Linked DNA regions of Homo sapiens: all the other regions are linked to region 5. The links are chromatin loops, found by intact Hi-C in ENCODE. Cell type or tissue: PC-9. All regions are shown on one strand. Region 1 has its middle 65 kb from the start of LINC01742. Region 2 holds the start of LOC107987284 (a long non-coding RNA gene). Region 3 overlaps LOC105372693 (a long non-coding RNA gene). Region 4 has its middle 100 kb from the start of LINC01742. Region 5 overlaps PMEPA1 (prostate transmembrane protein, androgen induced 1). Region 6 has its middle 62 kb from the start of NKILA. Region 7 overlaps LOC124904939 (a long non-coding RNA gene).

What was found. Peaks named below come from ENCODE experiments on the same cell type or tissue, not always from the same donor. Only the 100,000 strongest peaks of a DNase experiment are listed, where the experiment ranks them.
Region 1: it touches region 5 in a loop (6-fold over the local background); 2 of 110 quality-filtered maps call a loop at or near these places.
Region 2: a loop joins it to region 5, with 6 times the contacts of the local background. A loop is called at or near these places in 3 of 110 quality-filtered maps.
Region 3: a loop joins it to region 5, with 6 times the contacts of the local background. A loop is called at or near these places in 5 of 110 quality-filtered maps.
Region 4: it touches region 5 in a loop (2.9-fold over the local background); 2 of 110 quality-filtered maps call a loop at or near these places.
Region 6: it touches region 5 in a loop (7-fold over the local background); 4 of 110 quality-filtered maps call a loop at or near these places.
Region 7: it touches region 5 in a loop (3-fold over the local background); 2 of 110 quality-filtered maps call a loop at or near these places.

The regions. Positions count from the first base shown.
Region 1 is chr20:57,937,319-57,941,318 of GRCh38, forward strand. No RefSeq gene overlaps it. Among named protein-coding and RNA genes, the nearest start is that of LINC01742, 65 kb to the right of the region's middle. In PC-9, CTCF peaks have their summits at 1,570 and 1,770; a DNase peak (open chromatin) is centred at 2,373; H3K27ac peaks cover 1,623 bases.
Region 2 is chr20:58,129,515-58,133,514 of GRCh38, forward strand. It overlaps LOC107987284 (a long non-coding RNA gene), which reads left to right and starts at 16. Exons shown (of 3, transcript XR_001754693.2): 1 at 16-88; 2 at 1,433-1,517; 3 at 2,248-4,000. It overlaps LOC107985434 (a long non-coding RNA gene), which reads right to left. Exons shown (of 3, transcript XR_001754692.2): 3 at 85-1,903. In PC-9, no CTCF peak of the experiment used is centred here; DNase peaks (open chromatin) are centred at 2,497 and 3,747; H3K4me3 peaks cover 2,300 bases; H3K27ac peaks cover 3,453 bases.
Region 3 is chr20:57,988,944-57,992,943 of GRCh38, forward strand. It overlaps LOC105372693 (a long non-coding RNA gene), which reads right to left. Exons shown (of 6, transcript XR_007067678.1): 3 at 360-455. Among named protein-coding and RNA genes, the nearest start is that of LINC01742, 13 kb to the right of the region's middle. In PC-9, no CTCF peak of the experiment used is centred here; DNase peaks (open chromatin) are centred at 1,708, 2,448 and 2,838; H3K27ac peaks cover 3,067 bases.
Region 4 is chr20:57,900,740-57,904,739 of GRCh38, forward strand. No RefSeq gene overlaps it. Among named protein-coding and RNA genes, the nearest start is that of LINC01742, 100 kb to the right of the region's middle. RefSeq lists an enhancer at 1-443. In PC-9, a CTCF peak has its summit at 2,000; a DNase peak (open chromatin) is centred at 1,922.
Region 5 is chr20:57,691,065-57,695,064 of GRCh38, forward strand. All of the region lies in intron 1 of PMEPA1 (prostate transmembrane protein, androgen induced 1), which reads right to left. Among named protein-coding and RNA genes, the nearest start is that of PMEPA1, 17 kb to the right of the region's middle. RefSeq lists an enhancer at 1,743-2,562. In PC-9, CTCF peaks have their summits at 2,486 (motif pointing right) and 2,689; DNase peaks (open chromatin) are centred at 2,227 and 3,657; H3K4me3 peaks cover 2,476 bases; H3K27ac peaks cover 4,000 bases.
Region 6 is chr20:57,770,370-57,774,369 of GRCh38, forward strand. No RefSeq gene overlaps it. Among named protein-coding and RNA genes, the nearest start is that of NKILA, 62 kb to the left of the region's middle. RefSeq lists enhancers at 1,382-2,025, 2,026-2,667. In PC-9, no CTCF peak of the experiment used is centred here; a DNase peak (open chromatin) is centred at 2,362.
Region 7 is chr20:57,432,654-57,436,653 of GRCh38, forward strand. It overlaps LOC124904939 (a long non-coding RNA gene), which reads right to left. Exons shown (of 2, transcript XR_007067672.1): 2 at 2,008-2,496. Among named protein-coding and RNA genes, the nearest start is that of RBM38-AS1, 42 kb to the left of the region's middle. RefSeq lists enhancers at 88-137, 999-1,078, 3,212-3,271. In PC-9, CTCF peaks have their summits at 1,908 (motif pointing left) and 3,017 (motif pointing left); DNase peaks (open chromatin) are centred at 468 and 3,258; H3K27ac peaks cover 483 bases.

The DNA of each region.
Region 1 (4,000 bases), 250 kb after region 5:
CAAAATCCAATTCCTCATGCCAGGTATTTACATTATAGTGTCAGGAGATGAGCAGCAAATGAATGAACAAGCTGACGCTGATGCAGACATGGCTTTCTCAAAGTGCTGTAGAGAAGTGTATTCTTTTGAAGGCAAAGGACAGTTCAGCCAGTGAAGTTGTGTGGAGGGAGTGAGATAGCTCGATCAAACCTAAAGAGACTTGTGGACCTTGGAGAGTCTTAGGCTTTTATTTTTGGTGAGAAAAAAACAATGGGAAGATCTTGAGCAAATCAGCGACAAGGTGAGGCTTATACTTTCACAGACCTTTGGCTGCTGTGGGCTACAGCCTGGTGAGCGGGGTGGGCAGAGGGGCAGCTCAGCACAGTGACAGTCACCCCAGGGAAGTTTGATGACCTGAACCAATTTAGCAGAGGTGGAGGGGGTGAGAGGTGGTTGATGGAACTGATCGGATTTGTGGATGGATCAGATGTTGGGGGAGGAAGAAAGAGAAAGTGTGAGAGGTCAAGGAGGACCCCAAGGCAAGAGAAACAGGAAGAATGGGATTTGCATTGGTGGGGCATGGGAGGTTTGGTGGGGCTGGAGCACGGGAGGTTCAGGGGAGCTGGGGCATGGGAGGTTTTGTGGGGCTGGACCACAGGAGGTTCGGGGGAGCTGGGGCATGGGAGGTTTGGTGGGGGCATCAGGAGTGTCAGTCTAGGCTGTGGATTGAGCCAACACTCAGGCATCCACAAGAGTCAAGCAAGAGGGTTTTTCTTGAAAAGCAGAGAGAACTTTCCATCATCTTTGTTGCTAATTCAGATAAGCCGGCAGCATGGGTGGGGTGGGGGTCGAGTCTGTGGGTCCAGAGGCAGAGGGAAAATAACTGGTGCCCGAGGGGAGGTAGGACCCAGGTGGAAACAGGGTCTGGGCTTTTGGAAAGAGAGGGACACAGAAATTCTCTCACATGGCTCTGTTTTCCCAGTGATATGGGAAACAAGGCCCACAGTGGGAAGCAGAGAGGCAGCTTGGAGAAGACGGCAGGAAATAGCAGTCTAAGAGCGTGGGAGAGGAAACCAGCCAGGGTGGGGCTGATCTGCCAGGCGGCACTGAAGGCCTGAGTGACACTGGTGATTAAGTGGTGATTTTTTAAATAATTTAAAAACTTAAGAATAAAGTACTTACTCGGAACACTGACCTTGGAGTCTTAGAGATCTGGGTGCAAATTCTGTCGTTGCTGAGTCTCAGGTAAGTTGCATCGCCTCTCTGAGCCTCAGTTTCTTTATCTGTAAAATGGGGATGGTGAATCTACCCCGTGGGGTTGTGTCAGGGGTCAAATGAGGTAATGCGTGTGCAGCATCCTGCACAGAAGCTGGCAGGGGACACGAGCTCATCGAGGGAATGTATTCTCACCGCCTTCGCAGAGCCCTCTGAGCACCCAGGCAGTTGTCCCTTCCCCCTACATCTCACTATCCCTTTTGTAAAACTGACCCCACTGCTTTGTGTTCCCGCATCTTCCTCTCCAAATGGACAGTGAGTTCCTGCAAGGGGAACCTAGTCTTGTTCATTTTGGGTCCCTTCAGACCCCTGGAGGTTGCAGAGAGAATGCAGGGTGAGAGGAGCAATGCCCACCTGCGGTCCAGAGAGGGAGGCCGGACCCCTGGAGACCAGCAAGTTCGGGCCTGCAGCTCTGGGCTGATATAAGTTATGGGCAGGCCCTGAGTCCACTGTCTACCGAGGTTGAGTCTTTCATAAATAAAATCAAATACACATTGCAGGGGTTCGGGGAAGGAAACAAGGAAATTGTAAAATCAATAGGCACTGACGCCTGAATTTACTATGGCATCTGAGATACTGAAAACGAAGGGTCTGGATCTGAAAACATTAGCATTTCAAAAGTGCTCAACACCATCCTGGTGGGGAAAGAGGAGCTTCACTCCAGATTAGATCATCGAGCAATTGCTGAAATTTCAGCCTTTCGGTGCATAGACAATAACTCCTTCCTGACATCCTTATGGATGGAACGGTCTCTGTCTCGGGGCCATTTCCAAAAGCCATGAATAGAGCGGAGAAACAATTTCCCACTGTGGCTCCTGGCACGAAAAAGCTGACTTAGAGTTGCATTTGCATTCATGTCAGGTGAGGATGTAATTATTGATTGAAAGTGAGATTTTTGTCCTGAAAGGAAGATGCATGAGTGTGGGAGGGAGTCAGGTGTGTTGTTGTGCAGATCCCAAATCCTAGGCAGTTTCTGAGAGAAACCAAAGCTTGGTGTTTATGCCTTTGGCCGTGGAGCCCATTAACTGTTTTGCTCTCTGAGCTAATTCACTGGGAGTGATTGAGACGCCTGAGGTTTCTAAACCTGCCTTTCCAGATTTATCTATACACAGTCATCAAATCACATTCCATGTTCAACTAAAGCCTTGTCATTTGTTGATTTTGTGCATCAGCTATACTGAGCCACAAGAGATACCATGGCGAACAAAGGCAGGGACTCCCCTGTACTCTCCCTCCACTTTCCCTGTCCACATCTTGGCTTCAGTTACTCTCTGTCTGGATGCTCTCATCCCTACCCAAATCTCCACTGTTTTAAAGGCCCATCCAAATGACATGTCTCCACAAAGCTCACTTAGGTCCCCTATGTCAATCAGGAGTCTCTCCATTGCAAGAGACAGAAAATTAACTCACCATGATTTTTAAAAAAATAAAGAACAGGACAATTTATTGGCACACATAATTGAAGAATCCAGAGGGAGACCTTCAGGCATGGTTTGATCTAGGAGCTCGGTGGATGCTATTAGGGTATGCTCTTTCTCTCTCTCTGCTCTGATTCTCTGTGAGTAGGCCCAGCCCACTGTACAGGGGCACATGGGCACAGACATTGTGCGTCCCATATCCTTGGGCTCTAAACACTAGAAAGAACTTCTATCTCTCAGTGTCCAAGTATGGAAGTCTCAGGAAAGGACATGAATTGGGTCTGGCCTGGGGTTTGGAGTTGGAGGTTCTAATTGGTAGCACTTTGCACACACATTCGCCTGACCCCCAACCACCTTCACGAAATGGGGAAGGGTAGTTTCCTGAAGAAAGAGCCAGGATACTGGCAAACAGGAGTGAGGGGGTGGGGACAATACTGGGTACCCCTTCCCCATGCTCAATCCCTCCATTAACCAGAGCCCACCACTCTAGGAGGGGCCTCTCTTATGGGCTGCTCTGGGAGCTTGCCTTGACTCCCTGCTGGTCCAAGAGCTCCCTGAAGGCCGCAGTAGTTGTGTGTCCATCTGCACATCCCCAAAGCCCAGGGCAGGGCTGGTGCCCAGAGAGCTCTCAACAGCATTTGGTGGGCTGGGTTAGGGGAGATTTCTGCCAGTGGCAATGAGAGTGAGAACCATGCCCTCCCTTTCCTAGGATTTTGGGGCTAAAGATACAGGCAAGAGAATGAGAATGAGAGGTGGCGTTCAAGCGCGTCAGCAAAGTAGGCAGTTCTGGGTGCTGTGGTTTGGGGCTCCTAGGAGCTCCCTGACCGCTCCCTAAATATCTTCCCTTTTTCATCACAGATTTGTATCTTGGCGTCTTGTATCTTTGGGAGCCCTCAACAGAAATGCACGGATTCATGAACAGAGTTTCTGTTTCTGTCCTCTGGTGAAGAGTGTGGTAGCTGTTCCCTGCCCTGAGAAACTGTGGAAGGTCCCTCTCAGCATTGCTGTCTGCCTGAACCCACACTCCTCCTCTGCGGAAGGGGCAAGCACCCATACATGGGCTGTGCTCATGTCAAGTGTAGACCCGCTGCCATCACAGGGAATGACAGGGAAAGGCAAAGCAGCCCCTTTCTCAAATCCTGGCACAGTGAAAGCACAAAGGGTGCTATATGGATCTAGGGGAGGGGCCCAGTGAGCAGCCTGCCATCATCAGGTAGGCACCTTGTCCCTGCTAAATGAGTTGTCAAAAGAAGGACATTAACCTCTTTGAGCAGACGTGAACCAACGTCACTCTGATCAATAGGTGCCAGCATCCTGTACGGGCTCAT
Region 2 (4,000 bases), 440 kb after region 5:
TGACTGGCAGGCTGATCGCGCACAATATCATATCGGGTCAGAATCACCCCATTGGCCTCCACCTGCCAACCTTGGAAAGAAATTCAAGGTAAGGACAAGTGAGTCTAAAAGTGCAGCTCTTCCTCCCAATCCCTCTCAAAACTCAAGTTTTGACTTCTGAGCTGTGAATAAGGATCTCATTGAGCCAAAGTTCCTTAAGGTTTTTTGCTGCACCCACAGGGGATCGTGTGCAGGCTAGGAGGGTTGCCATGGAACTTCAGCAGCCAACCACGAGGAAGGGAGGGGGAGCTGCCGCCCAAGCAGAGGCCCCCACTTCTGGCTGGGGGCCTGCCTGGCCCTCCGCAGCCGTCTCCAGCGCTCTCCTCTCATCTGGCCCAGTTCAGGCCTGCGCCACCAGCTGCAGACAGCCTGGCCTCCCGGGGTCCCACCCACCACTCACTCACCTCCATCTCAGGACAGCCCGTCTTGGCGCCACCCCACCCTGTCCCCTGCTCCCCTGTTGCCTCCATGACCACATCTTTCCTTTCCTACAACACACAGAGCACCGCTAGGGCAGGGACTAAGATCTTTCTCCTCTCCCTTTGGATTTAACTGACAAATGCGCCTTGGATTTCTAAGCCGATTCCCTGAGGGCTTGTGCCGCATGTATAAATCTGCAGCCAAAATGCCAGTGCCCCCAAACTGTCAGCTTCTTTTTTTTTCCCCTTTAAAGCAAACTAATCTTCCTCTGAGCTCCTGTCTTCAGGAAATCAGACTGCCACCCTTGTCAGGGGTGTCCTGGGATCGGCGGGAGTAAGGAGCCGGGAAAGCTGGCGTCTAAGGTACAATTCAACCAGCTAGCTGTGGATCCTCAGGCAAGTAAGTTCACCTCTCTGAGTCTGAGTGTCCTGGTGTATAAAGTAGGAATGATTGTGCATGTACGCACACACATGCCCGAGATAATGGGTTACAGTGCTTTGTAGTTTGAGGCAGAGGCTCAGTATGAGCTATTGCGCTAATAATTGCAACAGAAAACTGAGGCGTATTTTCACATTTCTGTTTTGGGTTGTGTCTCCTCTGTGTTCCCTTTCCCTCCATACGTCTTCTTCTGAAGGTCAATTCCACAATCAGTTACCAGAAGTGGCAAGACTGCCGGAGCTGTAATCCCAGCTAAGAAGTGGCTGGCCATGGCTCTGAGTGACGGCTTCACAAACCTCACCGCATTCCGTTCTATAGCAGTCTCTGAGCTGCGAGCCAGGGCTCTCACCATCCCCACTAGACAGCTGAGCATACTGAGGGTCAGACGGATGAAAGGACGCGCTCAGCATGCGCCACTGCTAAGCCGCAGATGAAACCCACACTCAGATCCAGGACGCAGGAGGGAGGAGCGGCACAGAAAGAAATAGGAGCTGCCTTCAGGTTCAAAGCACAATTGTTTTGCTTTTGTTTTTAGACCTCGTGCAAAATGAACAAAACTCATCCAGAACGATGTCCACAGGCCCCTGATGGCTCCCCAGGCCTCACTGAAGCAGGGAAGGGTGAGCATCTCGGTCCACTTCCCCTGAGAATCCAAATTCCTGTTTCTTTTCTTTCTTTTTTGTCTTTACTTATTCCAAATATGTTCAAAATGGAACTATGAAATGCCATATTTTATCCAAATAAGTAATTTTTAAAATGCCATCTTAGAAGAGCTTCTAAACATTTCCAAAGGCCTTTCAAACTTTCTCCCTGAAAGGCTTTGTACCAGGCAACCAAATCCTTCCGGACTTGTTGAATGCGGAGAGTGAGAGAGCCAGTGAGTGGTGCTGGTGTTGTCTCTTTGCTTCCTCCTTCCTCCTCCCCCCACCGGCCCCCACCAATCTGTCCGGTGGATGCTGAGTGATCATTTTGCGGATGGCTTGGAACTTGGCTTCTCGAGGGGAAGCTGGTATGAGAAAATGAGAATCTCATTCAGATGGGCTTGCAGTTTTTATTCCCCTAGCGAATTATTTTCTTATTTCCATCCCCCTTGATTCCTTTGCAAAAAACTGCAGCCGTCTTTCCTCCCTTCTTTGCCTTAGTTGAATTAACTTAATTAGGGCACTTGCTTTTGACAACGCTGGGAGATTTTTAGCTACCGAACTGTCCTCAGGAGACCACAGGAAGGCTGACGCACTGTCTGCAATTATCAAGCTAATCACTCAGAACACACTCGTTTGTTTTATGTATTTATATCTTGGGATATAAACCTTCATTTCCATTTTTCTTTCGTTCTGCTGTGTGTGCCAGGCAGAGTGAGGCACTGTGGGCAAGAGAAGAGCCCTGCCCTTATGGAGAGCAGCTGGCCAGACAGACATTAAACACATGATAATACACAGAAACATGTGATTACAGGGAGTGAAGAATGCAACAAAGAAATAATACTTTGAAATATCGCCTTCTCTTTCTGGACTTCTTTGGAATACAGCCAGTCAGAGCATAGCTCTAAGACCAAGAGTAAGCAATGCCTTTTGAAATATTCTGTTTGAAATCAGAGCCCTTCCCCACTGCAGTCAATTGCGGGCACAAATATTCCTTTTGTTCACAGACCACATCCTGTGTTCCCCAGGGCCTCACCCTGAGCTGATCCCAGGATGACCTAGAAGAGGCATGTTTTACTGAAATCGTTTCTAAAACTTACACTAAAGCTACAATATCTGAACGCATGGTAAGGACACACATTTTCAAGTTTCTCTTTGGGTCACAGGTGTGCTGCTTTCTACATCAATTTGTCAGGAAGACAAATCTTTTAGTGTCGGGAAGAAAAGCAGCAAGATGAAAAAGAAAAAAAAAAGAAGATATTTCAAGATCAGATTCTTCATCCTACTTTTCTGACTTGCCAGAAGCTAACGACATCTTTCCTAGCAGTGACTGGCAACCACTCTGAAAACTTCACCAAATTATTACTCCTTTATTTTTTTGAAAAAACAGGCAAGTGTATTTAGTTGTCATTGGTTACAACCAAATTTCTCTAAATATTTCAGTGCATCTCAAAATACTATATTGATAAGTTCAAGTCATAAAAAACTGCATTAGGAGTTTTGGAAAATTTACTGGTAGGATTATGCATGTTTTTCTTCCATTTGAGTTCTCCTCTGAATGCATGTTTATTTAAAGAAAAATTGTGGTATTTGGAAGATTGAAGACTGACTTCTAAACTGTGCTGACTTCAGGAAGACCTACTTTTGGCCAGGCACAGAGGCTCATGCCTGTAATCCCAGCACCTTGGGAGGCTGAGGAGGGAGGATTGCTTGAGCCCAGGAGTTCAAGACAAGCCTAGGTAACACAGCAAGAAAAATGTTGAAATTAGCTGAGTATGGTGGGTCATGCCTGTAGTCGCAGCTACTTGGAAAGCTGAGACAGGAGAATGGCTTGAACCAGAGAGGTGGAGGCTGCAGTGAGCTATGATCATGCCCCTGCACTCCAGACTGGGTAACAGAGTGAGACCCCATCTCCAAAAAAAAAGAAGACCTGCTTTTTTCTCCTTCTATCCAGTCCCATCGAATTAACTGTTCTTGGAAAGGAGGGCACATCCCAAACTGGGGGGTCACAAGGTGATTTGTGAGGTACACGTAGCATCAAAACCACAGATACACACGCTGACAGAGCTATTCCTTTTTAGTCCTTTGCTTGGCCCAGGAGAGTCCCCAGTGGGGACTAGTCAATTTTCAGCACCTCCCCAGTGCTGCCACCACCCTTTTTAATAGAGAGAGTGAGCAGCTACAGCACCAAACTGGAATTTCGTAACATCAGCTTTCATTATTTTTATGACCATTGCCTTCCACATAGGTCAAATGGCACTGGTTTTTCACTTATGGTCATGACTTGAAGCTTCCTTTTTAAAATAACTGTATGTTTTCAAAAGTGTGTAAATGTAAAAGAAAGGATTAAGTAAATAATGGCACGATATGGCAGGTGAGATGCAAATGGCAGGTTTGGGGAAAAGGGCAATCGATAAAAATAAAGGCAGCTTGGCTCTCCCGCTCTCCCAGCGCTGCAGCTC
Region 3 (4,000 bases), 300 kb after region 5:
GAATGATCTCAGCACCAATTGCCCACACGTCTGAAACCAGGAGGCCAGCTCCAGGAAGGCGGGACATGTCTGGGAGGTGGTTTCAGGCATTCAAAGTGCTGTCCACAGACTACAAGCATGGGCATCGCCTGGGAGCTTGTTAGGAATGCAAAATCTCAGGCCCGGCCAGGAACCATAACCTGCATTTTAATAGGATGCCCAGGTGACCCGATGCACATTACAGTTCGAGAAGCACTGGTCTTAAGGGACACAAGAGCCACAGCCCACTGGGCTCTGGGAGAAATGGCTATCCCTTGATATATTGAATGCCTGTTTCTTTTGGTATGTCCTGGGGATTACGTGCACATGTCTAAACTCACATGGGATGGTGTTAGAATCCTGACTCCAGCTGATATTCTGTGTGGCTTCAGGCAATTGGCTTCACCTTTCTGAGCCTCTGTTTCTTTTTCTGTGGTCTGAAATCATAATAATAATAGTTATTAATGTTTGACACAAAACATTAATGCATCCAGCACAGTTCTTAGCATGCAGTAAAACTCACAGAAAATGATATGACCACCATTGTTATTTGGGGTGAACACTGCAAGGTCCTCCACCAATATCCACTTTCTTTTTCTTCTTCACTAACAGAATCTCAATTTTATTCAAGCAGTAAATTGCGTTTCACAATAGGCACCTTAGTAGATGTGCCTGTTCAACAACGTTCGCCTTCCCAGACCTCCTGGAAACCAGAAATGACCATGTGACCATGGTCACAATCCTTTGGCAGCTTTCTCTCCTCAATAGAAAAAAAAAAAAAAGATTTTAGAATGTCCTTTCTTTCCTTTCCTCCCTTCTTTCTTCTTGGACTCTGGATGTGATGTCTGGAGACAAAGCAGCCATTTTGTTCTGGTGGGGATGAAAAGCACAGTGGAAGGATGGGTAAGAGGAGAGAAAGAAGGTGGCTGGGTTTCAGTAGCACTGTGGAGCCACTATTTGGATTGCCTGTGTCTGGGCTTCATGGTATGAAGCAGGTGGGAGGATTAAAGATCAATTTCTCTGACATACAGCCCAACATAGTCCTAACTAGTAATGCCGTCATCATAACGCTGTCATCATTATGATAGCTGTTGTTCCTGACCATCTCTGGCACATACTAAGGACTCATCCTGGGTCCTTGGTAAGCATTTGCTAATTTCCGTTGAACAGTTTGAAGGAAACTTAACCTGGGAAACAGAATTGACTATCAAGCTCCTTTAAAAAATGAGAATAAAAAGAAAACATAATCCAACTATCCACCAATAAAACCTACTAAATGCATTTTGACATGCAGCTTTTCATGTTTCTTTTTACAAACACATTTAAATATACACCTACTTGTAATGATAACGTGCACTGTGTATGGTTTTATAACCTGTTAATTTTCATGTATCTGTATATTACCATATTTTTCATGCCATTAAATTTTGCTTCTACAATAAAAATAACAAATCAGGTAATGAGATGAGCCTGATCCTTCACTTGCTTCAGTTTTGCCTTCCAAGAACTGTGTCTTTGCAACACTTATTTGAGCAGACATCACCCCCACAAATGCCTGAATGAACATTTCCTGTTGAAAAACTGCATCGGGAAAGACGTCAGAGCTGCTGGCTCACGTTTTCTGGAGAGCTTCTTACAATGCCCAGAGGAAACATGGGATAGTCACTCCTTTAACGGCTACTCATTATGTTCCTCCAAATACTGCTATGAAAAATTCACACCCATTTTCACAATGAATGCACATTTTTTTACAATGATGAAAATGATGTAAGACTTTAATTCTGAAGTTCTACTCCAGGACTTCAAATGCTTCTTGTCCTGCTTTGGTCCAAGGTCCTGCGTGTGTGGGAAGCCCTGTCTTCGGAAGGCAAGTGAATCAGAAATTACTTCTGAAACTGACTCCAATACTGATAATGTGCTGATAACAGAACGAATAGCATCCTTAGTATTTCTCACTTAATAAAATAAGACAAGAAATGATTTGGAAAAGCACCTGCGCCAAGTCACAGGGGCCAGGCTGCCTGAGGGACTCCCACCCCACCCTACCCCCACTGCACCCACCAGGGCAGCCTGTCCTTGTTCCCCAGCTAATTGTTCCTATGTCAGAAGGTGGATTCAGTGCTGCTGGATTTTTTAAGAGTGATTAGAAATATACATTTTTATTTGAAATCTTCCCATTTTTAAAGGTCAGCCACTTCTTAAAACCACAAAACCACTATTAAGAGCCACAAAATAAAACCAGTCCACAGGCAGAGGCGGGCCAGTGCTTGGAGTTAGCATGCCCTCCTTGCCAGCCTGTCTTGTTAGGGAGAGGACGGAGTTTCAGAAGAGACGTTGCCAGAGGGCCATCGCATTATGGTAATAGCCTTTTTGCTTAACTTCGGTTTGTCCACACCCAGTGCTTCAGGCACAAATGAGACAAATTAAAGGCATTCAGCTGGGAGCCAGCACACATTTTTTTAGTTAAGGAGCTGAGCGAGTCATTAACCGCCTAGGGCTGGTGGAAGGCGGGGGAGGCCCCAGCAAACCCAGGAGGTGCCCAGGACCCATGACCTCATTCTGTCCCAGCCCAAGTCTTCACTGCTTCATGAGGAGTTGTGACAGCGTGGCCTTCTCCAGCCCCACATGGCAACAGCAAGGCCAGGGAGGTGGGGAGCTCGCTGTTTCTGTTCCCCACAATCCAAGCCTCCAGACCCAGGTCTGGGATGACAGAGAAAATCCCAAAGAGTAGGCTTGCCGCACTTCACTGGCGTGGAGCACTGTGACTAATGCCCACACTTAGCCTGGTGCTCACTAAGCCCTGGCTGATACCACTGGGCGCTCACACTGTTGGGTGCCAAGGCCTTCCTGAGTCATCTTGCCTTCCCTCTAATTGAACAGCCTTCAACCTATATAGGATGATCAGCTCTTCTCGGTTCACAGGGGACTTTCCTGGTTTTGGTACTGAAAAGTCCCACATCCCCAGGAGCCCTTCATTCTGGGCAAACCAGGACACTTGGTCACTCTGAGTCTATGCAAAGCCCAGGGAGTTGATTTTGAATCCAAAATTGAGAAGTCCCATCCGACTGCAGAAGGGCATAATTTTAAAAAATCAGAACGTGGGCATTCCAGCTAGGTGGGCTGGAGTAAAGAATACTCGACTGGACTTTGCTTCCAAGGGTAGAAGGGCAGTACTGACCACAGCAGGATAGTCCTAGAAGCAGCTGGCCACCCTCCACAACCTTGCTACTCAAAGTGTGGTCCCCAGGTCAGCAGTATCAGCACCATCTGTGAACCTTTTAGAAATGCAGACTCTCAGGCCCCAGCCTGGACCAACTAGATCAGAATCTGCATTTTGAGAAGATGCTTGGGTGCCACATAGCACACAGGTTGGAGAGGTACTGTCTGTGGGTGCTGCGTTCTTACAGCTTAACTTGGTGAAAGGAGAGAATGGGGCTCCAGAGAGGTGTCGGGAACCTGAGCAGGTGCAAGAAGTCTCATTTCACCTCCCTGGGTTCCTGGAGGCTAAAGCTGTTCAGCTCCCAGAAAGGCAAGGAGGTCTGTCTACCAGGATAGAAGGACACAAATGAGTGACAACAGTTCCAGGCTACATGTCCCCTGACTATAGACCTTAGAGGACAAGGGACTTTGTGCATTTTTTTTATTACCCCCTCTGCCTAGATTTTCCAGGACCTTCCAGATAAAATGTACTAAATTCTGTATTAGATTGGAATGCTTTGGGCTGCAGGTATCAGAAACCCAACTAACAGTGGCTTAAACAAATAGAAGTTTATTGTTCTCACACAACGAGCAGGGAGGGGTGGGTGCTGTGTGGCTGGGGCATGGCTTGGCCATGCCGGCAGGGACAGAGGCTCTCCCTGCCTTCCCCTCTAGAATTCTAAGCACTTCCACTTTCTGTCCTCAGGTTGGTGGCCTTATGGCCTCAGGATGACCTGCTGCAGCTTGAAGCATCATGTTGATGCTTTCAAGACAAGAAAGGAAA
Region 4 (4,000 bases), 210 kb after region 5:
TCTACTCCTCTGCCCATCCTGGGTCTGTGCTGAGGGCCCTGGGGTGCAGCAAGCTGCTAAGCCTGCAGCCAAACCTGGGTCCCTCTCTACTCTCTTTTGTGCTATTCTGTGTTTTCTAAATGGTTTGACAAATAGTGTCATTGTTTTTACGCAAGAAACACCAATAGAATCTTTAATTCAAAAAAAAAATCAGGGCTTTCCTCTAACACAATGTAACTTCTTTCTTTTTTTTTTTTTTTTTTTGAGACAGGGTCATGCTCTGTCACAAAAAAAAATCTCGACTCTTTTTTTGATGGAGCTGGAGCGCAATCTTGTCTCACTGCAGCCTCAACCTCCTGGGTCCAGCGATCCTCCTACCTCAGCCTCCCGAGTAGCTGGGACTACAGCCATGTGTCACCATGCCCGGCTAATTTTCTTTTCCTTTTTTTGTAGAGATGGGGACTCACTTTGTTGCCCTGGCTGATCTCAAACTCCTGGCTTCAAGTGATCCTCCTGCCTCAGCCTCCCAAAGTGCTGGGATTATAGGTGTGATCTACCGTGTCCAGCCCTGATAGAACTTTCTGTGCTCATGACACTGTTCTTTCTGTATATATTGTCCAGGACAGCAGCCACCAGGCGCAGGTGGCTATGGAATACTTGAAACATCTATGATGGAGGAACTGAATTTTAAATTTTATTTCATTTCAATGCATTTAAATTTAAATAGCCACAAGTACTGGTTACCACAGCTTTAGACTTTGGTAAGATTCCTGGAGCCCTTGTAGTGGGACTAACAAAGACTGTCTCTATGTCCTAGGATTTCTCTCCAGCAATTTCACACCCGTATGAAAGTGTCTTGTACACATCCCCCTACCCCCAAATCATCATTCAACAGGTTATCATTGTGTCCAGCCTTGTGTGAGGGGCATAAGGTGAGTCGGAGGGAAGCAGAAATGGAGGGCACAGAATAAATGTCTGGAGGTCTCAGGGTGGCAGACCAAGGGTCCCTGGGCTGGCGTGCTGGGCTGTGATGCATTGGTGACTTCAGGGCAGACCGGCTTTGTGGAGAGTAGGGAACTCACACCCACTCCATCACTCCCTCTTGTCTTCCTCCCCTAGCTCATAATACAGCAGATTTAATTCAAGGTCTTTTACAAATCCTTGAATGACACAGTCAGGAAAATATACAGAAGTCAACATGAAGTTTTAATTTTCCACACAAATAAATCTGCCTGTACAGCCCACACTGGAGCAGGTTTAGAGCCAGGCCCTCAGACAGGTGCAGAGATGCTAGGAGATGCTTTGCTGGAAGAGGAACCTTTGCTTTCCTCTGCTGACATCTCCAAATCCCAGTCCCAGGCAGTGCCAGTGCATAGGGACCTCAGCATGGGCATCCACTTCCTGGAGAGCACAGTGAAGGGAAAACTTCCTAAATGCCCAGGCCTCTCCTCCCTCCCGTATTTATGACAAGCTAACCATCTGACAATTCCTTATAGAGCTGGGTCCCTGAGTCCTAAATTCTGACCAAGGTGTGAGTTTGGCAGAAGGCTGTGGAGAGATTGGCTGGAGTCTCAGTGACAGGCTGGAAGCCAGCAAGGTGCTTAAGGGTCCTCACATTTCATTCTCCAAACCTCCTGCTCCTCCAACAGAGACATTTTGCCCTCTTAAAAGAAAAGAAAGTTGATGTGCAGAGAAGTAAAGAAACTTGCCCAAGGTGTCACCACAAATGAGCAGAGGGGCTGGGGTTCTAGAGGATTCTGGAAGATTCTAGAAGATTCTGGAAGAGGATTCTGGAATATGGGTTGGTTCTATTCACTATACTCAGCACACATCCTCCCAGGAGACAAATACCAGCACCACAGGAGTGGCTAAAAGAGAGGATTAAGGGCACAGAAAGGAGAGAAGGTAGGGTAGAGTGGGGGAAGAGCTCTAAGTGATTCATTGCATGGTTTACCTAACCACAGATTAACCACAAGCAACCATTTCAGCCCCAGCAGTAATGCTGGTCAGTTTCTGAATTGCACGCCTGTACTATGTAGGGCTTTTCTCCCACTGGTTCTTTTAAATTTGCAGCTTCCCAATGATGAAGTTGTTACCATCCCTGTCTACAGGTAAAGAAACAGGCTGAGAGGTCAAATGATTTGCCCAAGGTCATGTGGCTGGGGAGGGGAAGAACGGGGCCTTGATCCCAGGGGTCCAAAGCTGATGGTTTTCACTAGCACACAACTGCCTTTCCTAGGTGGCCAGAGCAGAAGGAAATCAAGCCGGACCAGAGTAGCCCCTTCTTGCTCCACAGAACCACAGCCTTGCCAGGTCCCAAGGCATTTGGCCTGTCCTGACAGTGATGGGATCTCCCAAAATACAGCCCCCTCAGAGACCATCAGAACTCAGTCCAAATGGGGCCTGGAAGGATTCTCCTGATGTTAAAATACCTCGTTCACCCCACAGCCTCCGTCGTTGCTCTGGGACCTCGTTGCTGACCCTGGATGACAGACCACTGCCTAGGATGAAATTCCCCTCTGGATGGATGGCTTCTGGTTTGGTGATGGAATGGATTCCAGGGCCTCTGAGGAAGGCAGGAAGCCTTGGGACTTGGCAATCTCCACAGGAGATGGGGTGTGTGCTAGGTGAGGCCCCCATCACCAGGAGCAAGGCCTGGTCCACCCTGAGACCCAGCGCCCACTTACTGTCCATGCCTTCACCTTGCTAAGTTAGTGTGTGGTCCACTTGCTAAGAGAAACAACAGGTATTAAGGGTTTAAGAAAAAATGAAACCCAAAACAAGCTCTGAAGTTCTGTAGACCTTGGCCAACTCTCAGCACAGCCACTTACTTGCTAGCTAATCTTGAGCACGTCCCTTAACTTCTCTAACCTTTTTCCTCCATTCGTAAAACTGGGAAAATTTGCATCTTTTTCGTGCATTCGTTTTGAGAAATAGATGGATATGTGTGTGCCTGTCAGCTCGACGCTGGGTGCAGAGTGAGTGCGCTAAGCACGGTGGCTTCCTTGACTGTAGAGATGCATCCTAGCTCCTGCCTGGTCTGTCCCAGGTGGACAGAGGTGATGGCATCTGGAGGGGTCCCACCTCCAATGTCTTAATCCAGGGCCTTTCTGTGGCATAGTGCTGAGCCAGCGTACTGAAAGGCCACAGAGAGGTGCAGCAGGTGGCGAGTTGAGCCCCCACCTCCCCAACCCCAGTGATTTTCCCTGAAAAGACACCCCATGCTTTGTTTTGTTGTCTGGCTTATGTAAACTTGCCTCTTGTTTTATAGTTGCTTCCCCAGCTTTAAACTAAAGGCTGTTATTGACAGCCTATAGTTGCTTCCCCAACGGCCAATCCCTCCAGCTCCCCTCCTGCTTCCAGGCAAACAACCCCAGTCATAAGGGCCTGCGATGTTCCCAGTCCCAGGGAATGAGTCCTGATTGGTCTAAGACAGCTAAGACAATTCTTTTCTACTTTATCAAATACAGATGACCCCTGAACAGCACCAGTTTGAACTGGGGGGTCCACTTATATGTGGAGTTTCTCTCTCTGCCACCTCTGGGACAGCAAGACCAATGCCTCCTCCCCCTCCTCCTCCTGAGCCTACTCACTGTGAGTAGGATGAAGACCTTTAGGATGATCCATTTCCACTTAATCAATAGCAGATATATTTTCTCTTCCTTATGAGTCTTTTAACAACATTTTCTTTTCTCTAGCTTATTTTATTGTAAGAATACGGTGTTGAATGCATATAACGTGCAAATACATGTTAATCAACTGTTTATGTTACGGGTATGGCTTCTGGCCAACAGTAAGCTATTAATAGTTAAGTTTTGGGGAAGTCAAAAGTTATATGCAATTTTTTGACTGCACAGGGAGTCAGCACCCCTCACTCCTCATTGTTCAGGGTCAACTGTACTTGGTTTCCAAGCCTCCCTTATAAGTCGGTATGGCCATGGGACCCAGTTTTAGATGTGAGAAGAGAAGAAGGGTTGCATCTGGGAAGGATTTCTTTCTGGATGAAAGATAGTCTTTTGAG
Region 5 (4,000 bases):
TTCTACAGTCATTGGTTTTCTGGCCGATTTCCAGTCTGCCACACTAGGAGCTGGCCTGTCTTTTTCACGGTTGTGTGTGTCCAAAACACTAGGCCCACCACACAGTAGGTGCTCAATGAATGTGTCAGATGAGTTCATGAATGGCGTGAAATATTGAGTAAAATTACCCATTAGCGAGGTTCCTAATTGTGCAAAATGGCAAATGCCACCCAGCCTTCTGGTGTCCCCTCCCATTAACATGGCATGAGGGGAGCCTCCTTCTCCCCAACTCTTCCGAAGGTCCCTCCAGCAGAGGGGCTGCGCTAGGGGTTCTTGTGCAGGCTCTGAAAGAGGAGGAACAGACCGAGGACCAGTCAAGGCCCCAGACTGACTGAGAGTTGAATCACAGTCTCTGGGCTGGTCTAGGAGGGCGAAGGTGTCCAGGCTATAGCAGCCCCAGGGACAGGCACCACTGGCACCGCTCCTCTCCCCTGAGCTGATGCCAGCTCCTACTCCCCAAAACTCCTTTCCTGCTTCCTCAGGGATGGGGTAGGGAGAACGTTTTCCCCCGAAGAAAATCATTACTCTGCTGTTGAGGGTTACACAGGTTGCAGCAGAGGTGGGAATAGGACAGGGGAGGCAGGACCCTCACCCTCACTCTCACCCCTCTCAGAGGAAGAAGCTGCGAGCTAAGGCTGGGTGCACCATCTCCCGGTCCAGACTGTCCATTTCATGCTCACAGAGGAGCTCAGACCCACCTCACTGGTGCCCGCAGCCCTCGTTCCAAAGCCACCCCCGCTGTGTGGTCTTGAACAACTACCTCCATCTGCAGAGAGGGGAAACAGAACCCTGGGTGTGCCTGGGACGGGCTGCTTCCTGAAACCTCCCCCTGGGCAGAACTCCTACTCACACTGCAGGCCTCATTCTCACATCTCCTTCCCCGACGAGCCTCCCAACTTTTCACATCCCATCACCCTCTTCTCCCTTTTCACGGGTAGGTCCCGGGGCTTACGGAGCCACCACTCCTCCAATACTGGCTACGTCTTACAAACAGAACAGGCTTTGTTTCTCGAGCATTTACAAAGCACCCAGGACTGAGCTGAGCCCTTGCCACAAACTGTCTCATTTAATTCTTACGATGCCCCCTGTGTAGTGGGTGCCTATTACAATCCCCATTTTACAGATGAAGAAACAGAGGCTCATAGAGGAGACGCAACCCCGAGGACACTCTTACGTGGTGACCACTCACTCCCTATGGATGGGGTGTGGCCTCCCCTGGACTTGGGCAGCTGCAAGCACCAAGGCACAGCCCACCAGGTGTGGGAAGAGTCATGGGGGCAGGTGAGCAATGGTCTGTCAGGGCTGGTGGCAGGAACTCACAGGGCGGCCCAGACAGGGGAGCGAAGCTCCCACCTCATGACCAGGATGCCCAGTACTCCTGAGCCCGGTCCCCCTGAAGCCCCTCCCTGCCAGGCCACTGCTCCTTCCAAGGGCCCAGGTCTGTACCTGGCCTGCAGCTGGCGGGTCACGAGCACGGCCACTTTTGGCCCCAGGAGGATTCAATTCCTCGAGGGCTGAGGCTGCCAGATGCAGAGGAGGCCAAGTGGCTGTCCCACCCCATGCCAGCCGGGTGCCACTGGCAGGGCGGCTTGTGGAAGCCATGGTCACCTGGAGCCTGAGGAACCTCCGTCCACCTCCTCTTGCCTGGATACTCTTCATTGTGGAAAGAAAAGGCAGAGATCCAGGCCAGGCTAAGTGGGAGGGTTCTGTTCTACAGGACAGCACTCAGCAATGTCTCAGGGAGCAGGGGGCTGCCTAAGTGCTGCTGGTAATAGGACTATTTTCCATCTTTCACAACTCATGATAATCAACTGTTTATCTCAATCCCTGCTGTGGGTCAAGGTGTCCCAGGCAGTGGTCAAACCGAAACCTAATCAGAATTAACCTGGCAGAATCAGGGCATAAGGAAACGTGGCAAAACTCAGCCAAGTCCCGAAGTGGCAAAACCACGATGTTCACGCTTATGTTGTGAGCAGGCCGGGAGTGGCCGCCTCGCTCTGCGTTCCTGCCCAGCAGCCAGGAGCTGTGTCTGAAGCCCGCCTACCCCACGCCTCCCAGGGCCAGGATCTCACATTCCAGCCGACCTGCAGTACCTCTGCGGGCTGCCATAAAAATTCCTAGACAGGTAGTCAGGTAGGAGGCAGGCCCACAGGATGAGCAGAGAGACCAGGCCCAGAGTGCCAAGTGCCCTCCCTGCCCCACACAAGTCAGAGCCAGTGGGCTCAGGAGCTGCCTCCTCGACCTTTCCCCCTAGTTCTTGTAGGATGAGACTCAAGCCCAGGATCCGAGACCTGCATCCAGGAAGGTCTGCCAAACCACAAGCCAGACAGGCGGCAGAACTTCCCCAACACCTCCCCGCCCCGGGACTTTTCCTAGCAGTAAAAGTCGAAGGTGGGGGCCAGCAGACGGTGGCGGCCAGCAGGTGGCAGGTGTAACTGCAAGGCCTGGGGCTGGGACACACCTGAGCCCTTTTCTTCACTTGCTTCCAATTGTCTTTCTCCCCAGAGCTAAAAAGGTACATGAGGAGGCTAAATAATAAGTCACAGACCTATTCTGCAGAATATCCACCCATTTCAGACATCACAGAACAATTAAATTAAGGAGATTTTTTTTTTCCATTACAAAAAGGGAACATCGAGATCTTGGTTAAAATACACAGAGATCAGGATGCCACACAGCTGCGACCTGGGGCAGGATACAGACACTCTGAGTCTCAGCAGGCTCTTCTGCAAGCCTTGTGAGGAGGTGTTGGGTGGTGACGGGGCACCAAGGAAGTACTCAGTGAAGTGCTGGCTTCTCCATCATCAGCAGCAGGCTGAGATTCAGGCTGGAGCCTCATCACCAGCTGGGAGCATCTCTGAGCTTTCTCTGCCGGTGAGGATGGGAGGTCCTTCTCTGTCCACACCTCTCCACCTCCCAGCCCTGCAGCAGGGCCACAGCCTGGACCACAGAACTCCATCTCCCACTTTCCTGGGGGCAACATGACCCTGTGACCTTGATCTCATTAGAATCGAGTTGCCCCTGACCTTCAAATAGCTGGGTGACCTCAAAAGGCCAAAGAGCAAAGTGCTTCCATCCTACAGGAGGAGCTGCAGATCTGTAACTGCTGATTAAAGGCCCACGAGGGACTTGGGACACAGCTCCCAAATGACACTCTCAGCCTTCCCGATTTTTGCCATACTCAAGTACCCCATTAAAGGCATTAAAATTCTTCAGTATTTTTCTTTTCAACTGAAATAAAATATTCAATTGGTTTACTTATTACTTAACCCGATCTTAAGCAATAATACTCACGAAATCGACAATGTGCTTGTTATATTTTTCCTAACATACATTCACATGAGTACGGAACTATTAAATTTTAAATGACCATCCACGTGCCATCTCCAGTTTTCTCATGTGCTACCGTTTGCTTCGGGTTTATAGATTTCTTGGAACTGACATGGGAGGGTGGCTAGGACACAGATGGGTGCAGTGGGCTGGACATCCAGTGGGGCCAATTACGAGTCATGCACCCTTGGGCAATTGACTTCTGCCCTCTGAGCCTCAGTCTATTTATCTGTAAAACAGGTCTAGTAGCTCTTGGAGGGTTGCATGTAGCGCCATGTAAGACAAGTCTAGTAGCTCTTGCAGGGCTGCATGTGGTGCTGTGCCTGGCACATGGTAGGCATTCAGGAAATAAGGGGAGGGGGGTCCATGCTGCCCTCACAACAGGAGGAAGTCAGGACTGCTTCCCAGCACTTCTATCTCTAGATGAAAAATAGGCCTGAGAGCCACAAAGCCGGTAAGTGAGGCTGCCATGACTGTGACCTGGTATCCCGGTGCCACAGCCACACTGCTCTTTTCTTCTTCTTCTTCAGAGCATGCTAGAGTCAAGGGGAGAGGGACCACTGCCTGTCAGCCCATCTCACTCCAATGAGGCCCTTCAAACACCCACCTCAGCAGCCATGCCCCAAGCCCA
Region 6 (4,000 bases), 79 kb after region 5:
CTGCTGGACAGATTTTCCAAGCCTTATCAGTTCATCCAAATGGTTAACTCTAAGTTTCTTTCCTGTCCGAAAAATAAAACTGTAAACAGTGATACAGAGCCATGGGTTGTTATTCAGGATTTGCAAACTTTATTTCCCCAAACCGGCTTTGCTACATAGGCTCTGCTCCTAAGCTATTGCCCACAGCAAACAAGAAGGGATCTGGAGGCCGGGCATGGTGGCTCACACTTGTAATGCCAGCGCCTTGGTAGGCTGAGGCACAAGTTTGAGACAAGCCTGGCCAACATGGTGAAACCCCATCTCTACTAAAAATACAAAAAAAAAAAAAAAATTAGCTGGGCGTGGTGGTGGATGTCTGTAGTCCCAGGTATTCGGGAGGCTGAGGCAGGAGAATTGCTTGAACCCGGGAGGCGGAGGTTGCAGTGAGCTGAAATCGTGCCACTGCACTCCAGCCTGGGTGACAGAGCAAGACTCTGTCTCAAAAAAAAAAAAAAAAGGGACCTGGAATGCTTCGTGGGGGTGTCGCAAGGTCTCGGAGCCTATGGAATCTGGTTCTGGAGCTGGGCAGGGCTTCCACTGGGCTCTGCAGTCCTGGGCCGGGAGCTGGCTCATTTGTTTATGGGACATTTGCTTCCTGGGAGTCTACAGTGTGGTGGTCCCTGCCCTGGGTGCTGGACACAGCAGCAAACAAGGCAGACACAGCCCGCCCTTGTAGCATGGACTTCTGCTCACAGCGCTGGGCACGTGCCTGGGTGTAAAACCACAACTGTGATCAGTGGAATGGGCGGGGGTGTCCTGTGAGTGTCCGAGATAGGCATTGATTGGGTCGTGGAGGCTAGTGGGTCACGCTGAGGTCTGATGGCTGAGTAGAATTTGCCTGGCCGGGTGGGAGGGAAAGGACAAGAGGAAGCAGCAAGAGCCTGTGCACAGGCCCTGTTGGGGTAAGGGACATGGTAAGTTCCAGAACTGCAGGAAGGCCTTGGAGGGCTGGAGCTCGGAGGAGGGCATGTGGGGAGGATAGGAAGTTAGGGAGCGGGCGGTAGGGTTGCTAGACTCAGTAAATGTAAATACAGGATGCCCAGTTAAACTTGAATTTCAGGAAAAAGTCAAATACTTTTTTAGTATAAGTGTGTCTCAAGTGCTGTATGGGACATACTTATACATACTCACACTAGAAAAGTATTCATTGTTGAGCACAGCATGCTGGCTCACACCTTGAATCCCAGCACTTTGGGAGGATGAGGTTGGAGAATCTCTTGAGCCCAGGAGTTCAAGACCAGCCTAGCAATATAGCAAGAGCCCCCATCTCTAAAAAAAAAAATTAAAAATTAGCTGGGCAGAGTGGCACATGCCTGTAGTCTTAGCTACTCAGGAGGCTGAGGTGAGGATCACATGAGCCCAGGAGTTCGGGCTGCAGTAACCCGTGATCACACCGCTGCACTCCAAGCCTTGGTGACAAAGTGAGACCCTGTCTCAAAAATACTACTACTACTGGGCTGGGCGTGGTGGCTCACACCTGTAATCCCAGCACTTTGGGAGACCAAAGCTGGTGGATCACCTGAGGTCAGGAGTTCGAGACCAGCCTGGCCAACATGGTGAAACCCTGTCTCTACTAAAAATACAAAAATTAGCCATGCGTGGTGGTGTGCACCTGTAGTCCCAGCTACTCGGGAAGCTGAGGCACAAGAATTGCTTGAGCCCGGGAGGCAGAGGCTGCAATGAGCCGAGATTGCACCACCGCACTCCAGCCTGGGCCATAAGAGTGAGACCCTTCCTCAAAAAAACAAAACAAAACAAAAACTACTACTACTGATAATAATAACTCGTTGTTTATCTGAAATTCTAATTTAATGGCATCTTGTTTTCTATTTGGTAACCCTATGAGCAGGGTCTTGCAGAACAGGGCAATGAACTTGTTCTCAAACCAGGAACAACGGTGGGCTGTAGAGCTACGCTGGGAGCAGCAGTATCCAGGCAGCATTTGGAGGTTAGCTGCATGCTGGGGAGAACGGATGGGAGCGCGCGAGGGGCAGAGAAGGACTGGTGAAGGCTGCTGCAGTGCCCAGGGGAGCCCCTGAGCATCGGAGGCTTGGGGAGGCCCCAGGTGCTGCGGGGTGGAGAAATGCACTGGAGTGGAATCTTGCCTGTGTCTGCTACTAGAAGGGAAGCTGCCCTTTGTCACAGGGCGATCACTCACTGGGTGCCGGAGGATGTGGTACTGACGAAGCGGCCAGGCTGGGATCCTTGCTTGATGTCACTTGATAGCTCCTTGATGTCACTAAGAGCCATCATCCTGCTCACAGCCCCTCCCCACCCCAAAATGAGAGCTGCTCAGCCCAGACAGACGTCTTACCCTCTGCTTGTTTTTGTGATTCAAAAATGAGTCATCCACCCCAGGCAAGAGCAGGCTGAGGACCTTTTCCTTGGCTGGGAGTTTGGGGGTTGGGTGGCTCTTCCGGAGGCTACAGGGTTCAGACAGCGTCTTGTCTGCAAGATTAATTCCTTCCAGTGCAAGAAACTTAAAGGGGCCAGATGCGGTGGCTCACACCTGTAATCCCAGCGCTTTGGGAGTCCAAGCTGGGAGGATCACATGAGCCTAGGAGTTCAAGATCAGCTTGGGCAACATAGCAAGACGCCATCTCTACAAAAATAAGCAAAATTAGCTTAGCTGAGCATGGTTGCGTGCACTTGTAGTCCCAGCTATTCAGGAGGCTGAGGCAGGAGGATCACTTGAGCTCAGGAGTTTTAGGCTGCAGTGAGCTGTGCTTGTGCCACTGACCATCAGCCTGGACAACAGTTCTGTAAGATGAGAACAAGAATAGTGCCTGGTTCCTGGGGCTGTTCCAGGATTAAATGAGACAGAGCTTATGAAAAATCTTGGGATATAGTAGATGCTCAGTTAATGTTATTTGCTTTCTTCCCTCCCTGTCATGTCAACAGAGAAGCTGGCAAGGTGAAAGTCAAGAGCAGGAGGTCAGAAAACATGTTCCTGTCAAAGCCCAGATGGAAAATACTCTAGGCTTTGCGGGCCAGACAGAAGCCGCCACAGGCAACATGCAAATAACGAAGGATGGCCGTGTTCCCATAAAACTTCATTTATTGACTCCGCTGTTTGAGTTTCAAATAATCTTCATGTAATTTTCAAATGTCACATGACATTAGATTTTCCCCCCAACCATTTAGCTATGTAAACACTAGTTTTAGCTCATGGAGTGCACAGAAACGGGCTGTGGGCTGCACGTGGCCCTTGGGCTGCAGTTTGCAACCCCTGCCGAGAGTGAGGTTACCATCTGGCTGATCTGTGAGTTTTCTGACTCTATGAAGGAGGCGGTGAGGTTGTCAGAGTCTTGAACTAGATAGAACCAAACTCAAAGTTTTATCTTTTCCTAAGTTTCCAGAACCAAAAATATTCCTTGTGAGCCAACCTGAACTGCAAAGATACTGATATATTTTCTAGAATTCTTTACTGGAAGCTCCCCACTGCTCCTCAAACTGTACCTGAATCAAATCAGTGAGTCCTGCTGGAGTCCCTGGAGCTCCTGGAGCTGGGGCTTAAAAGGGTGAGAAGGGCCTGGGGCAGACCTGGTTTTTAGTATTGAAAGTCCCACAACCCTGGGACCCCCTCAATCCAAGGCAAACTGGGCCGATTGGTCACGGGATAAGTGGATTAATTTCTCCGGAATTTCAGGCCCCTGGATGCTTTCCTTCCCCATCATCTCAGGGATGTAGCCCTCTGGGGCCCCTGGAGGCTTTCCTTCCCCATCATCTTGGGGGTGGGGGGCACCCTCTGTGTGCTCAGATCCCCAGTGCCCTGTCCACCATGGTTAGGGGGACTAGGGCGCCCTGTCGCTTCTCAGCCTTTCGGCTAAGATCAAGTGTGGAAAGGGGGCCCTGTGGGAGGCTCATTTTCCAGCAGCCACAATCCCCAGGGCGGTGTGGGACCTGCATCTGGTACCGCAGGAAGCACAGCTCATTGCGGTGGGGGTCAGGTGTGATGGGA
Region 7 (4,000 bases), 260 kb before region 5:
ACTGCCTCCTTGAATCCTACTAGCCGTTCTGTTACAGGCATGGTCATCATCAACCCATTCTGCAGATAGGGAAACTGAGACTCAGAGAGCTCCTGATTCAGGCAATACCAGGTAACATCAGCTTTGAAAATCAAATCTGGCCAATCCCTTTTTTTTCAAACTGAGACCCAGAGCGGCTAGAGTTGGCTCAGGGACACGCAGCCCCTGTGTCTCACTGCAGGGTTCCCAGCCATTCCCCAGGGAGGAACAAGAGACCATCTGCCCCCCGGGTGCTTTCTCCGGGCCTTTTTGGAAGGCCCCATTGGCTGGGTTCATTTTGCCACATTTCCTTTCTTCCTGGCTGGTGGGGAGGACTGTCTCAATGAGGGGTGAACAAACCCCGGTTTTAATCAGAGCAGCCACTTCCTCTCACCAGAGAAGAAACCCGCCCTCTCACAACCCACTTTCTATATTTAGACCCAGGGCCTCGCCTTGAGCTGGGCCAGGGCTGGGTGTGGCGGGGCCTGCGGCTGCTTCCGGCTCTCGGGAAGGAAGTTTCCACCTGTTTCCCAAGAGCCAGAGACACGAAGCCTGCAGGTCCTAGGCTGAGTGCAGGATTCTTGAGCCCACAGGGGCCCATAGGACAGTAGTTCCAGCCTCCCCCTCTGCAGCTCCACAGCCATGTGGGGGACAAGGCCCATTTCCAGGACAAGAGAAGCCCACTCCCATTTCATTCATTCCTTCAGGGACCTGGTGTTTTCTGGGTGCCTCCCACAACCCAGGTGCCGTTCTAGACTCTGGGGATACGGCAGGGAACAAGACAGGCCCCTGCCTTCACGGAGCTGACAGTCTAATGGGAATGACAGAAGTAAATACAATAAAAATAAACTAATAAAACAGAAACCGGATATAACTAAGGAAAGGTAATGAAGGCATAAATCAGGCAGATGGACCAAGAGGCGTAGTAGAGTGGGCAACACCAGGGGCGGGGTCCCAGGGCCTCTGCAGGCCCCTGGGGTGTGGAAGGGCCTGGAATGCAGCGACAGACTGAACAGGGCTTAAGGCAGAGAGGACAGAGCGTGCTGATGTCACAGCCAGGGCTCTTGTGCCTGGTGTGGGAGCCAGTCAAGCTGGAGACAGGGGTGAGGTCAGGCCCTGCAGGGCCCGGGCACTAAGGCAGAGGTGTGGATCTCAAATACCAAGAGAAACCACCCAGCGCTTTTGAACCTAGCGTGACATGCATCACGAGCTGTGTGGTTTTTTTAAAGCTCACCCCTACTGTGATGTCAAGAAAGGGAGGCAAGGGGCCAGGGGAGGGAGTCCAGGCCAGTTGGAGGGGGTCCAGGCCAGCATGAAGGGGGTTCAGGCCAGTGTTGAGAGGGTCTAGGCCAGTGTAGAGGGGGTCCAGGCCAGCGTGGAGGGGTGGTACCCCAATAGTCTAGGGCACTGGCTCTCCACTGGGGCCATTCTGCTCCTCAGGGGATGTTGGGCAATGTCTAGAGACATTTTTTCTTGTCATAGTGGTGGTGTGCTACAGGCACCTGATAGGCAGAGGCCAGGGGTGCTGCCAAGCATCCTGCCATGTCCCCACAGCGGAGAAAGATCTGGCCCCAAATGTCAAAGGGGTGGCGGTTGAGAAAGCCCGGCCTAGCGGGAGGAGGTGGTGGCGAGCAGGGCGACAGTGGTGGAGGAAAGTGATGTGCCCCGTTCTGGGATCCAGGGTGCATGGAGCATGGATGAGGAGTCACTTGGCATTCTGCTCTGAGTATTTAAGAGTGACCCATGAGAGCTGTAAACTCAAGTCTCAAGTGTGGGTGACCTCCAACACCCAGGCAAGGGTTCGCCTAGCATGAGCTCCGCTGCCGAGCGCAGTGTCTGCAGGACTATTCTGCACACATCTTTGGCAGTGCCCCCATGTGGTGGCAAGATGCCCCGGCATCAGTGACCTTCGGCAGTCAACCCCCAGCAGTGGGTTAAGGAAGACTTCGGTGTCCTTGGAAGATTGAAAACGAGAGAGGACTCGAGAAGGGGGTTCTGGGCTTCTTGCTAATAGAGAATCTGGGTACCTGAGTGATTAAGGAGCAAAGGGACACAGTCATCTGGGGATCATAAATTGATGGAGTGGCTTATTCTGACTTCATTAGGAGTTCCCAGGAGAGCCAGGGAAAGGGGAGGAGGATTGCTGGGTTCAGGAAAGGCACCTGTCACACGCGTGCCTCACTGACTTGCTCGTTGCTCCAAGAACATAGTCAATGCTCCCTCTTCTTTGCATCTCCAGCTTCAGTGCTCTTCAGTTTGTCAGGCGCCTGCAGTCCCAACCCTGGGAGAGCACTCCTCAGCTGGCAGGCTCCAAAATACCCAGGACGAGGGGAAGGCAGGAATGGCGTGGATGGGGCGGGAGGCTTTCCCCATCTCCCCCAGCTTCAAGCCCTTGTCTCCCCTTCCTACTTAGAAGATGCTTCCAATGTGGGCCTGCCAGCTCCAGCTGACAGCACCAGGCACTGTCCCAGACACCACCTGAAAAACAATCAAAGGCAGTGAACAAACCATGAATCCCTCAGGAAATACAGACAGTTAAACAGTACACGGAGGAATGCACAGCCTTGCTGATCGAATGAGAAAAAAAAATCGATAAAACAAGCCCAGTGCTGCAAAGGATGCGGGGAAAATAACACATCCCTTTGCTGTAAACAGATTCCGATTTTGAAGATGCTTCTGTCTGCATGGAAAAAGCCCCACGCAGCTGCCTGACCCCCCGACCTCGAATATTATCTTGAGGCGGGGTTCTGCATCTGAGGAAATAACCCTCAGCAGGAAAAGCGTTCACAGCAACCTTATTTAAACTGAGAGGTGGAAAAAAGAAAACAACCCAGACGTCCCTTGCTCACACTTGTGGAGCGCTCACACTACGCGAGGTGCCGGACACGCATTAGCTCTTTGATCCTTTCCACTGCTCTGTGAGTTGTGGTTTATGAACCTCCCATTTTACAATAAGCAGGGGACACAACAGAGGCCAGCCCTCCCTCCACAGCCGCTCAGGGGCTCAGAGCTGAGGCACCTCAGCGCCACCTGGAGCTTGGGTTCCCCTCCCTCCAAGCTGTTTCTTAGCAACATGAGGCAACCTTGTCTGCGAAAGAGGAGGTGACCGCAGCTCCTGGGGATGTGCCAACTCTGGGATGTGACGGGAAGACAAAGGGCTTCTGTCCCCTTCTGCCTGGCGGTAAGAGAGCCGGCCGCCCGGCAGGCATGCCCCAGCCTGTGGTTCTGGAATGCGGGCAAGCCACCGTCCCCAGAGACCTGTGTTGGTGGCCAGGCCAGCCCACACACCCGATTGGCACATACTCTTGTGCTTGCCCAGGAGCGGAGTCAGACCATTCACGCTGCCTTCATGGGAGTTGAACAGTTGAACTGATGCCCTTAAACCCAGTGTTTCCCTCTGGGAAGACGCCCGGGGGCCTCGTGGTTGTAGGTGCTGGAAGGATAGCTCCAGCTCCAGGCACCTGCCACATAAAGGTAGTTGTGAAATTTCGGACATGCTCTTGGCACAGGGCAGAGGTTGGGGATCTCTTGCCTGTGCGGAGAGGACAAGGGGACAAGGGGACGTGCCTGAGGCTGGTGTGGGTGTTGATGTGACCTCTGCTCTTGGGGTCCAGTCTCCCCAACTCTGGCTGGCCTGGATGAGTGTGCCAGAAATGGGACTCTGGCCATCGCAGTCCACTGGGTGCCCTGTGTGGTAGGCACAGTGTCCAGGGGAATAGCTGTTTGTCTCCAATGATTGTTCTCTTCTTCTCGGCTGAGCTGGGGGCTCATGTGTCTTTAATACTGGCCAACTCCTGCTTACCCCCCGCTCCATCTGAGAGAGCAGGCCCCAGGCTCCTGGCGTGTGCAGGTGGCAGTTTACGAACACACTGTGACAGCATCTGAAATCCTGGTCAATACTAAACACGACTGATGGCCACTGTGCTTATTTTCAGAGTCATCTGCAAAGCAAGTGATACTGGTTTTCCATTTACATTGGTGC